Regions from separate parts of the Homo sapiens genome. Here all the other regions are linked to region 1. The links are chromatin loops, found by intact Hi-C in ENCODE. Cell type or tissue: heart left ventricle. All regions are shown on one strand. Region 1 overlaps ALPK2 (alpha kinase 2). Region 2 has its middle 13 kb from the start of LINC03110. Region 3 overlaps ALPK2 (alpha kinase 2).

Region 1 (4,000 bases):
GTGCCAGCATGGTTAGGTTCTGGTAAGGGCCCTCTTCCTGGTTTGCAGAAGCTGCCTTCTCACTATGTTCTCACATGGGACAGAGAGAAAGAGAGAGAGTGCAAGCTCTCTGGTATCTCTTCTAAGGGCACTAATCCTGTCATGAGGGCCCCACCCTTGTGACCTCATCTAAACCATATCACCTCCCAGAGGCCCTGCCTCCAAATACCATCACATTGTGGGTTAGGGCTTCAACATATGACTTGGTGGGGGACATAATTCAGTAGCTAGCACAGCTCCAAATATGGAAGTGTTCTGGCTATATACAGGGCCAGACTAAGATGAGCCAGTGGGGGTGGACAGGGACCCACTGGTTCAGAATCAGAAATCTGCAGCACTCTGTGAGAGTGTAAGTAGACACACTAAGTATCATAAGTAGATACTCAGCTCTCAAGCCAGACTACCCAGGTCCAATTCTTGGCCTCATCTCTTACTTGGGCAGGTTGCTTAACCTCTGTCTGCCACGATTTCCGTATCTGTAAAATGGGAATGATTACAGTATCTACTTTGCAGGGTTGGGTGAAGATTAAATGAGATAATACACATAAGGAAACTTTTTGAACAGTGCTGGTACTCAACAAATGCTAAGTAAATGCTCATTCTTTCTGCCCTGAGATCTCCTGTGTATTGTTAGACACAGCCATTCTTTGTTTTTGTTTTTTCTTTCGAGTTGGAGTCTCACTCTGTCACCCAGGCTGGAATGCAGTGGCACAATCTCAGCTCACTGCAACCTCCACCTCCCAGGTTCAAGCAATTCTCCTGCCTCAGCCTCCTGAGTAGCTGGGATTACAGGTCCCCACCACCACACCTGACTAAATTTTTTTGTATTTTAGTAGAGACGGGGTTTCACCATGTTGCCCAGGCTGGTCTCAAACTCTTGACCTCAAGTGATCCACCTGCCTCGGCCTCTCAAAGTGCTGGGATTACAGGCATGAGCCACTGCACCGGGCCAATTTTGTTTTTTTTTAATTAGCTTGGGGTGGTGGCACACACCTGAGGCCCCAGCTTCTTGGGAGGCTGAGGTAGGAGAACTGGTTGGGCCTGGGGGGTTGAGGCTGCAGTGAGCCATGATCATACCACTGCACTCCAGTCTGGGTAACAAAATGAGACCCTGTCTCAAAAGCAAACAAACAAACAAAAGATTTGTGGGAGGAATTAACACAACGCATCCAGGGGTTCTGTTCTTCACTGAGTCTTGCCTCAAGGGCAGCAGGCAAAAGAGCCATTCCACATACAGCCATCTGAACTGGGGGAAATGATTTGAATGAACTGTGGCTTGTTGGTGGTCAGAGGCTCTGTTGCTGAATCCTTAGGGGACTGGGTGAGCAGAATAATCTAACAGGCCTCCCACAGCTGCTGTAGGAGAAGGCCCTGTTGTCAGTAGCTCTGGTCACCATTTGAACTGCAGGGTGTCAGTGACTGCTCCCTTTCTGTCCTTGTCACTTCCCATTCCCTGCGGCGGCTGCTGCAGCAGCCAGATGGAGATTCTTCTCCTGTTGGAGCTGCTCCTTGACAGCCCTAATGAGGCTGCTCCCTTGGCCCTGTGCAGGGTGCCCTGCTTGCCCGTCTGCCTGCTAGTGGCTGCCTCGGCTCACCAGTGGGCACCAGGAGGTGGCAGCCAGGCAGAGGCATCATGAGATGGTCAGATCAAGGAGATAGAGAGGGACACAGGACACAGCCAGCACCGAGGCCCTGACAACAGAACGGCAGACGAAGGGAAGCCACTGACTTGTGACGGGCTTCTTCCCTGACTACAGGTCTCTGAGCCTGCTTTTGGGAGAGAAATTCTCAGACCTGGTTTTGCTCATTCCCCCTTTCTGGGTCCAGCAATTCATTTTTTAAGAAGGAAAACCAACTCTTAACAGCCACACAGTGCATGCGGGGGCAGCTTGCCAGTCATTGAGTAGGGAACTCAGATCAAATTGAGCAGCTAGTGGAGTGACAGCTGATGTTTTCCTGAGAATTTAATAAGGGGACCTTTACCCTTGATGGAAACGTTGGAGTCACCAAGCTGGAAGTGACTTCAAGATGTTGCCGCTCAGAGCCTGGTCTTGGACCACCAGCATCAGCATCCCCTGGGAGCTTGTTAGAATGGCAAAATCCCAGCTCCCTCTCCAGACCAGCCAATCAGAACCTGCATTTTAATGACATCCCAAGTGATTCGTGTGCATTTTTAACACAGGAGAAACCCTGCTGTAAGGCTTAGGCTTAGCCCACTCCTGGCTATACATTACCTCTGGGGAACTTTAAAAAAGTATTGATGCTTATATCCCACCCCTAAAAAATTCTGTTTTAATTGGTCAAATCCAACTGGTCTAGTCCACTGCCTACACCCTATAGGTCACCCAAGGCCCAGAGAGATCACAGGACCCATCCAAAGTAACACAATGGGTTAGGAACAAAGCTAGGGTTAGAACCCCAAAATTCTGTTTCCCAGGGCCCCGGAGTCCATTATGTTAATCACTGCATCTCATCCTACCAGTGCCATCCTCCCAAACAAAATCTATTAAGATGTATCCTGGAATATAATTCAAAAAGGAGTGATCATAAGGACTTCATTCAAAAATAAGGATTCATGGAGGGCCTACTATATGCCGGGGACTGTTCTAGACCCTAAGGTTACAGCAGCAAATACTGGAGTCCCTGATCTCATGGGAAAGGGATCGCAAGAGGAGCCAGACATTTAACACACCAGGAACTATGTAATGGGTCAGGTGAAAAAAGATAAAGCAGCACGAGGGAGGGAAGGCGCATGACGGTGGGAAGGTCTCTCTGGTGAGGGGCTCTGAGCACAGGGGTGAAAGTACAGAGCGGGAGGTGATGTGGTTATTACCTGGGGAAGGCAGGTTCTCTTCACCTTCTGTGACTCCCACGTCAGCTCATTGCTTGTAGGCCATGGCACATGGTCATGACTTTGGATTTGATTTGGAGTGAGATGGAGACACATAAGAGGGTTTCTGAACAGAGATGTGATGACATTTTCTGGCTAAGTGTAAAAGGATGACTCTTATCTCAGTGATGTGAATGTATCCTCTGGAGAAGACTCAGGGCACAGATGGGGACTGCAAGCAACCATCGCGGTAATTCAGATGAGACGGTGGTGCCTCCACCCAGGACGGTCCTGCAGAAGGTGGGAGGAAGCGGCCAGGTTCTGAGTGTGTCTGACAGGAGCTGCTGTTGGACTGGATGCTGGACGTGAAAGGGGAGTGAAAGACGGACTCCAGGATTTTTGCACTGAGCAATTGGTAGAATGGAATTGCAGTTTTGTGGAGACAAGAAGCAGGTTTGGATAAGGACATCCACAGTTTGGCTTGGGGCGTGCTGGGTGTTTGATGAATTAGCAGAGCTCTGGGCCTCTGTGGCTAGGGACATTTGTGCTGCTGAGAGCTGGGGCTGCCGGCCATGGCTTGTCTGATGGAGCATTCATCTTAGTCCTGCTCCCAAGATGATGGGCCTTTCAGAGAATAGATTTACAGTTTAAACTTAAGATTGTTTTGGTATATTGTCACAATGCTCCTTAAGATTTCTGGGACATTATGCTCGCTTGGTGACCTATTAGGTGCTGGGGGTGGAAATTGTTTCTGGATAACTTTGAGTTTTCTTTTAATAAGAAGGGTCAGTCATCTATTAACTAAGCGTGGTGGTAGTAATGCCATAGGATTTTTTTCCTTTCTGAAATCAGTTTGCCCACTTCTTGTTCAAAGAATCTCTGGTGGGTCTGCGTTGCTCCCAGAGGCTCAGAAAGCTGTCAAAAGGGCAGAGCTTCTGCGCCAAGTGGAAGCCAGGAAACCGCTCCCCATGCATCCCCAGGAAAAGATCCTGGCTCTACCATGAACATGCCTGTTCCCTGACGTGTTCGCTATTGTACAAGAGTCCATGTCCATTTATTTAGTTCAGTGCTTCTGAGTGCTGGCTGCCCAAAGGAATAGCCTAGAAACCTTAAAAAAAAAACTGATGGTGA
Region 2 (4,000 bases), 49 kb before region 1:
CTGGGCATGGTGGCATGCACCCATAGTTCCAGCTCTTTGGGAGGCTGAGGCCAGGCAGGATCACTTGAGCCAGTGAAGTGAAGGTTGCAGTGTGCCAAGATCGGGCAACTGCCCTCCAGCCTGGGCGACAGAGGGAGACTCTGTCTTAAAAAATACAATAATAATTCAGATGGCTTTTAAATATGTATATGAAAAGATACTTCACTTCTTTTTAAATAACAGCAATGCAATTACATAATACAATAATACCAATCCTATCTATCAAGTTACCAAATAAAAATTTCTGGTACTACGTTGTGTTGGCAAAAGTATTTCAAGTCTGACATCTTATATACTGTTAGGAAGAATGTAAATTAGCATTACTCTTCTAAGGACAATTAAAAAATATCTATCAAAATGAAAAATGTATTTCCTGTTTGACCTAGCAATTTCATTTCTAGAAATTTTTCTGATAATTATTAAAGACCCATATACAAAGATACCCTAAGAACATTCTAGAAGCAATGATTAATTCTGGCAGAGGAGGGTGCACAAGAGACTTTCAGAGGGGAATCATCAACAGAAGAATAAAATATCACACACTTTCTTAGCTACAATAAGATAAATTCCTCACTGACAGCCAATGTGTGATACAGTTCATGTATGTTCATATGGATGACTTAAAAAACCTAAGTGAAGCAAAAACTATTGCTTGCTGAATTCTAAAGTTTAGAGAAGGAGCTCTTTGTCAGGCCTCTGTGCCCAAGCCTGCACATATACAACCAGATGGCCTGAAGCAACTGGAGAATCACAAAAGAAGTGAAAATGGCTGGTTCCTCCTTTAACTGATGACATTACCTTGTGAAATTCCTTCTCCTGGCTCAGAAGCTCCCCCACTGAGCACCTTGTGACGCCCCCCCCATCCCTGCCCGCCAGAGAACAACCCGTTTGACTGTAGTTTTCCACTACCCACCCAAATCCTGGTAAACTGCCCCACCCCTATCTCCCTTTGCTGATTCCTTTTTCGGACTCAGCCCCCCTGCACCCAGGTGAAATAAACAGCTTTATTGCTCACACAAAGCCTGTTTGGTGGTCTCTTCACACAGAAGTGCATGACATTTGGTGCTGAAACCCGGGACAGGAGGACTTTTTCAGGAGACTGGTCCCCTGTCCTTGCCCTCACTCCTTAAGGAGATCCACCTATGACCTCAGGTCCTCAGACCAAACAGCCCAAAGAACATCTCACCAATTTCAAATCGGGTAAGCGGTCTTTTCACTCCCTTCTCCAGCCTCTCTCGCTACCTTTCTTTCTTTTCTTTTTTTTTAGACAAAGTCTAGCTCTGTCACCCAGGCTGGAGTATAACAGCATGACCTCGGCTCACTGCAACCTCCGCCTCCTGGGTTCAAGCGATTCTTCTGCCTCAGCTTCCTGTGTAGCTGGGACTACAGGTGAATGCCACCACGCCCGGCTAATTTTTTGTATTTTTAGTAGATGGGGTTTCACCATGTTGACCAGGCTGGTCTCGAACTCCTGACCTCATGATCCGCCTACCTCAGCCTCCCAAAGTGCTGGGATTACAGGCATGAGCCACCGTGCCCAGCCGACTACCTTTCAATCTCCCTCTCTCCCTACCCTTCAATCTCCCTGTCCTTCCAATTCCAGTTCTTTTTCCTCTCTAGTAGAGACAAAGGAGACACATTTTATCTGTGGAGCCAAAACTCTGGCACCGGTCACGGACTTAGGAAGACAGTCTTCCCTTGGTGTTTAATCACTGTGGGGATGCCTGCCTGATTATTCACCCACACTCCATTCGTGTCTGATCACCACAGGGATGCCTGCCTTCATCATTCACCCACATTCCCTTGGTGGCAAGTCAATTGCAGGGACGCCTGCTTTGGCTCCTCTCCTACCTTGCAGCCCAGGGCTGCTCACCATCCCCCTTCTCCGTATCTCTACCCTCTCTTTTATCTGGGCTTGCCTCCTTCACTATGGGCAACCTTCCACCCTCCATTCTCCCTTTGTCTCCCTTAGTCTGTGTTCTCAAAAACTTAAAACCTCTTCAACTCTCGCCTGACCTAAAACCTAAGCATCTTATTTTCTTCTGCAACACTGCTTGGCCCCAGTACAAACTTAATAATGGTTCTAAATAGCCAGAAAATGGCACTTTTGATTTCTCCATCTTAAAAGACCTGGATGATTTTTGTCAAAAAATGGGCAAATGGTCTGAGGTGCCTGACGTCCAGGCATTCTTTTACACATTAGTCCCTCCCTAGTCTCTGCTCCCAATGCCACTCATCCCAAATCTTTCTTCTTTCTCTCCTGGCTGTTCCTTCAGTTTCCACCCCAAGCTCTGAGTCCTTTGAATCCTCTTTTTCTACAGACCCATCTGACCTCTCCCCTCCTCCCCAGGCTGCTCCTCGCCAGACTGAGCCAGGTCCCAATTCTTCCTCAGCCTCAGCTCCCCCACCCTATAATGCTTCTATCACCTCCCCTCCTCACACCCGGTCCAGCTTACAGTTTTGTTCCATGACTAGCCCTCCCCCACCTGCCCAACAATTTCCTCTTAAAGAGGTGGCTGGAGCTGAAGGCATAGCCAAGGTTAATGCTCATTTTTCTTTATCTGACCTCGCCTAAATCAGTTAGCATTTAGGCTCTTGTTAATCAAATATAAAAACCCAGCCCCGTTCATGGCCAGTTTGGCAACAACCCTTAGACACCTTACTGCCCTAGACCCAGAGGGGCCAGAAGGCCGTCTTATTCTCAATATGCATTTTATTACCCAATCCACTCCTGACATTACAAAAAGCTTCAAAAATTAGATCCCAGCCCTCAAATGCCACAACAGGACTTAATTAACCTCGCCTTCAAGGTGTACAATAATAGAGAAGAGTTGCAATTACTTGCCTCCCCTGTGAGACAAACCCCAGCCACATCTCCAGCACACAAGAACTTCAAAACGCCTGAACTGCAGTGGCCAGGCATTCCTCCAGGACCTCCTCCCCCAGGAGCTTGCTTCAAGTGCTGGAAATCTGGCCACTGGGCCAAGGAATGCCCACAGCCCAGGATTCCTCCTAAGCTGTGTCCCATCTGTGCGGTACCCCACTGGAAATCAGACTGTCCAACTCGCCCGGCAGCCACTCCCAGAGCCCCTGGAACTCTGGCCCAAGGCTCACTGACTGACTCCTTCCCAGATCTTCTCAACTTAGCAGCTGAAGAATGACGCTGCCCAATCACCGTAAAAGCCTCCTAGACCATCACAGATGCTTTGGGTAACCCTTACAGTGGAGGGTAAGTCCATCCCCATCTTAATACAGAGGCTACCCACTCCACATTAACTTCTTTTCAAGGGCCTGTTTCCCTTGCCTCCCTAATTATTGTGGGTATTGAAGGCCAGGCTTCCTACAAATCTTCCCAACAGGACACCCTCCTGCTCCTCTGACATCTATTCTCAAAGGGATACCACATATCTCCCTCCAAAGCCCAAATTTCTTCTTCATCCGTTACCTATCTCGGCATAATTCTTCATAAAAACACACGTGCTCTCCCTGCTGATCGTGTCTGGCTAATCTCCCAAACCCCAACTCCTTCTACAAAACAACAACTCCCTTCCTTCCTAGGCATTGTTAGGTACTTTCACCTTTAGATAACTGGTTTTGCCATCCTGACTAAACCGTTATATAAACTCACAAAAGGAAATCCTTAAAAACAGCCCTAGAAGCTGCTCCCACACTAGCTCTCCCTAACTCATCCCAGCCCTTTTTCATTACACACAGCTGAAGTGCAGGGCTGTGCAGTCAGAATTCTTACACAAGAGCCAGGAGTGCGCCCTGTAGCCTTTCTGTACAAACAACTTGACCTTACTGTTTTAGGCTGGCCCCCACATTATTCCTGATACCACACCTGACCGTATCTCTCTGATCCACCTGGCATTCACTCCATTTCCCCATATTTCCTTCTTTCCTGTTTCTCACCCTGATCACACTTAGTTTATTGATGGCAGTTATACTAGGCCTAATCTCC
Region 3 (4,000 bases), 66 kb after region 1:
TTTAGTAGAGACGGGGTTTCACCATGTTGGCCAGGATGGTCTAGATCTCTTGACCTTGTGATCTGCCCGCCTTGGCCTCCCAAAATGAGCCACCATGCCCGCATGCCCGTCCTTTTTTTTTTTTTTTTTTCAACTTATCACCTTCTAGTTGTTCGTTACGGTTTTCTAGCCGTGGGCCAATTCCTTTAAGAATCTACTCCACCATTGAGCACTCAAAGGTTTTTTATTTTGTTTTCTCAGTGTAAGCAACAGCAATTTCATTGCTTAAAAATAACAAAAGTTGCCACCAGGAAGACACCAGATTAGGAAGTTCTCCTTCCTTCTTGTGATGGCTTTTGTAAGATCCTGAGTCCTCGTCACTGCTTTCCGGCTGGTACACTTCAGACCCCTTGGCTGACATCTCGACTGTGCCCTACCCAGCAGTCTGGTACCCACCCTGCTATCCCCAAAGGAGCACAGATTTAATGCCTTCCCACCAGTTAACTGGTGGGGCGGGAGTTAGGATGAGGGGAGCAGTGACTTGGATCATTATAAAAGAAATAAACCCTAAGTAATGTTTTTAAAAAATTATTATTATTACTTTAGAGATAGGGTCTCACTCTGTCACTTAGGCTGGATTGCAGTGGCGAGATCATGGCTCACCGCAGCCTTGAACTCCTGTGCTCAACCGATCCTCCCACCTCAGCCTCCTAAGTAGCTAGGTCCACAGGCATGCGCACTGCACCTGGCTAATTTTTTTTTCTAGAGATGGGATCTTGCTATGTTGCCCAGGCTGGTCTCCAACTCCTGGCCTCAGGTGACCCTCCTGCCTCGGCCTCCAAAAGTGCTGGGATTACAGGTGTGAACCACCATGCCAGGCCTGAGTAATCGTTTTTGATGTCCAAAGCTTAGTACAACAGAAACTTTTTATTCACCGGGGACTTTACTACCGTTTTCCCTCAACACTAGCCCAACCTGCACACGGAAGAAAAAACTAGCTGCACTCCAGGTCTCCTTTGAGCTCGTTCAGCTGCACTTTCCACCTCTGTCTCACATAGTCAGGGGTCCTATCCAAAGCCCAAAGCCCCTCGGCTAAACAAGCTTCAAATCTCCCACAGACCATCCATCATTCAGTTCTGCTGCCCATTTCATGCCCTTCCCGCCATCCTCCAATTTTCCTTGTGTTCGGTACAACAGGTTCTGGCAGGCTTAGGAATATTTAGGTGTCCCCACATCACCCATGAAGCCGGCCACTGCATGGTGTTGGAAAGACCCTCTAGGAAATGGCCCAGATGAGGAGGTGGGCTTGGTCGAGACCTGGACCAAGAGTTTGACATTGTGAACCTGAACACGGTCTCAGCTTGGGCAGGAACCAGCAGGCCCAAATGCACTGATGCGGGTTTGCCATCAATACGTACTTGTTACATTTTCTCTCTCTCTCAATTATCCACTTGGCTCCCAGGATACTGTTAGCAGTCTTGGTTACTCTCTGGTTGAAAGATTTGCTACCCAACAGGCCCATTATCACTTCCAGGGTAGAGAATTAGCTTTTAAATATGCATTCTGTCATCCTAGCATCTGCTGGTGCCAAGGAGAGATGAGAAGCACCTTGAATTCATGGATATTTTCACCGTAGTATAATTTGAGGCAGTGGAGCAAAGTCTCAGTATTGGTGATCTTGGTTTGGCTACGGATTACATATGTTTTATACTGATGTACTTTTTTGTGTTACCAACGCTGTGGAGTTATGCTACTTAATTTGTGATAGACTCACACATCTGCAGTAATCTCATTTCCTACCCAATTGTTACGACCACTCGGGACAGGGGCCTCATCCTTGTCTTGTTCTAATGTCTAGGCTGCCGCCCAGTGGCTGCCCTAGCTAATTACACATTAGCATGCTAATTGTTCCTCACTGATATTGATACTGAGGTGATATTTCAAAGGTCTCAGCCCAACCAGTGGGAATTGTTTCCTTATTGCTTCTATTCTCTTTTGCTAATGAGGTTGATATCAGACATCACTCCAATCTACTAGGTTATCTTCAGCAAAGACAAGTGTGATAAAAGGGAAAAGATGAATATTATTCAGCCAATAACCTATTGTTGAGGTGTCTTTTACATTTTGGGGGCTTAGCCGTAGTTTTTTGGATAATCCAGATTTTATTCTACTCCCTAATTCCTAGCTCTGATTTCGACCTGGATGATCTGGTAATCATTTAAAAACATCTTTATTTGGATGAGATCCTATAGAATAGATATCTAAAATCCTCCCACCTCTCATCCCCTTTAGAAAAAATCTCTCAAGTTCTATTTCACTTTAAGCATTACAGGCTGCACCTAAAGAATTTTAAGTAATGGAAGTGAGCATTTTCTATTAGATTGATTTGTAAATTTTCCGACTATTTAGGCAAGCCACCTCTCCCCTCAGAGACTCAATTCTCACTTCCATAATTGGGGATAATAATTAATATTCCTGTCTCTCAGGATTGTTATGAGAATTAAATGGTATGAAATGGGAAAGTCTTTTGTTACACTGACCTTCAAATATCTTGTTTCTAGCTCCAGTATTACTGAAAAAGATCCAAGCTGAGATGTTCCCTGAACACTCTGGAAATGTAAAATTAAGCTGCCAATTTGCAGAAATTCATGAAGATTCTACTATCTGCTGGACAAAAGATTCAAAGTCCATAGCCCAAGTGCAGAGAAGGTGCGATGTTTTTCCCTGGTTACTTTTCACAGTTGTTGCTTGTTTATTTCACAACATGGTTGTAAAAAAGAAAAAAGAATAAATTATAGGACGTGAAAAGGAAAATTGAAGCAGAGATTCCACATCCACAATATTAAAAAAGACTAAATATCGGAAGACAAGTGTCTGGATGGGGAAAATGATGGAGGATTCTTGCCCAGGTTTTGCCAGAATTGAGTTCTGGGGTTTTGGGAAGTCACACAACCTTTCACTACATTTTTTAAATCAGGGGAAGGAACATGTCAAATGATATTCTAGTCTGAGGTTCTGTGGTCCTAAGATTAAAGAGCTCTCATCTGTATGTCTGTGAATTTAACTTGGGTGTGTTTTCTGTTTCATAAATTCCCAGTAATCTGATAAAGGTCAAACAAAGCTAAGGAGATGAATAAAAACAACAACAACAGCAATCTATGAGGTTACAGAAAAGTAACAGCTATTGAGGGTGACCAGCAGCCATCACTAAGATGGGAAAACCTGTTTATTTCTGGGTCCCTATGATTTTTATTTTTATTTTTGAGACAAGGTGCTACTCCCATCTCCCAGGCTGGAGTATAGTGGTGCAATCACGGCTCACTGCAGCCTCCACCTCCTGGGCTTAAGTGATCCTCCCACCTCAGCCTCCCGAGTACCTAGGATTACTGGAGCACACCACCATGCTTGGCTAATTTTCTTTTGTATTTTTAGTAGAGACAGGGTTTTGCCACATTGCCCAGGCTGGTCTTGAACTCCTGGCCTCAAGTGATCCACCTGCCTCAGCCTCCCAAAGTGCTGGGATTACAGGAGTGACCCACTGCGTCCAGCCATGTCCTTAAGATAATAAAGGAGAGAAGAATGAGGAGGCAAGAGATGAGCGTGAGAATCATTGCCAAGAATATCCCCTGTGGAATAAACCTGATTACTGGCTTCCTTAAGCAGCTTTTCTTGGCAATAAATGCTTGTTCAAGTGAACTGATGAATTCAAGCTTCATCTGACACAATCTAGAAACAAATCACCTGGTTCAAAAGTCAACCCTCTGCCAAAGGGTTCCCAGTTTAGCTCCCTAAGAAATGGGAGGGGTTCCAATCCCCTTAATTTTGTCACCAGTAGACTGAAAAAGTGAGAAAATCTGAGTTTTCTGTTTAATTAAATCATATATGTCTGCTTGGAACATATGTCTGGAAACTATTTCTCAAATGTAATCATGGAATACTTGAGCTATGATTTCATTTCTACTAACATCACTCCAGAGCATCTAACTGGATTGTAATTGATAGCATAACCACTTTGCCTAAA

What was found. A loop is a pair of places that touch in the nucleus more often than their neighbours do. Peaks named below come from ENCODE experiments on the same cell type or tissue, not always from the same donor. Only the 100,000 strongest peaks of a DNase experiment are listed, where the experiment ranks them.
Region 2: a loop joins it to region 1, with 2.0 times the contacts of the local background. A loop is called at or near these places in 5 of 110 quality-filtered maps.
Region 3: a loop joins it to region 1, with 8 times the contacts of the local background. A loop is called at or near these places in 24 of 110 quality-filtered maps.

Annotation. Positions count from the first base shown.
Region 1 is chr18:58,593,996-58,597,995 of GRCh38, reverse strand. The region is part of intron 3 of ALPK2 (alpha kinase 2); the gene reads left to right. Among named protein-coding and RNA genes, the nearest start is that of SNORA108, 4.6 kb to the left of the region's middle. In heart left ventricle, a CTCF peak has its summit at 1,657 (motif pointing right); DNase peaks (open chromatin) are centred at 1,566 and 3,807; H3K27ac peaks cover 2,095 bases.
Region 2 is chr18:58,643,434-58,647,433 of GRCh38, reverse strand. No RefSeq gene overlaps it. Among named protein-coding and RNA genes, the nearest start is that of LINC03110, 13 kb to the left of the region's middle. In heart left ventricle, no CTCF peak of the experiment used is centred here; no DNase peak of the experiment used is centred here; H3K27ac peaks cover 924 bases.
Region 3 is chr18:58,527,779-58,531,778 of GRCh38, reverse strand. ALPK2 (alpha kinase 2) reads left to right here. Exons shown (of 13, transcript NM_052947.4): 6 at 2,541-2,688. Among named protein-coding and RNA genes, the nearest start is that of ALPK2-AS1, 27 kb to the left of the region's middle. In heart left ventricle, CTCF peaks have their summits at 1,647 and 1,851 (motif pointing left); a DNase peak (open chromatin) is centred at 1,838.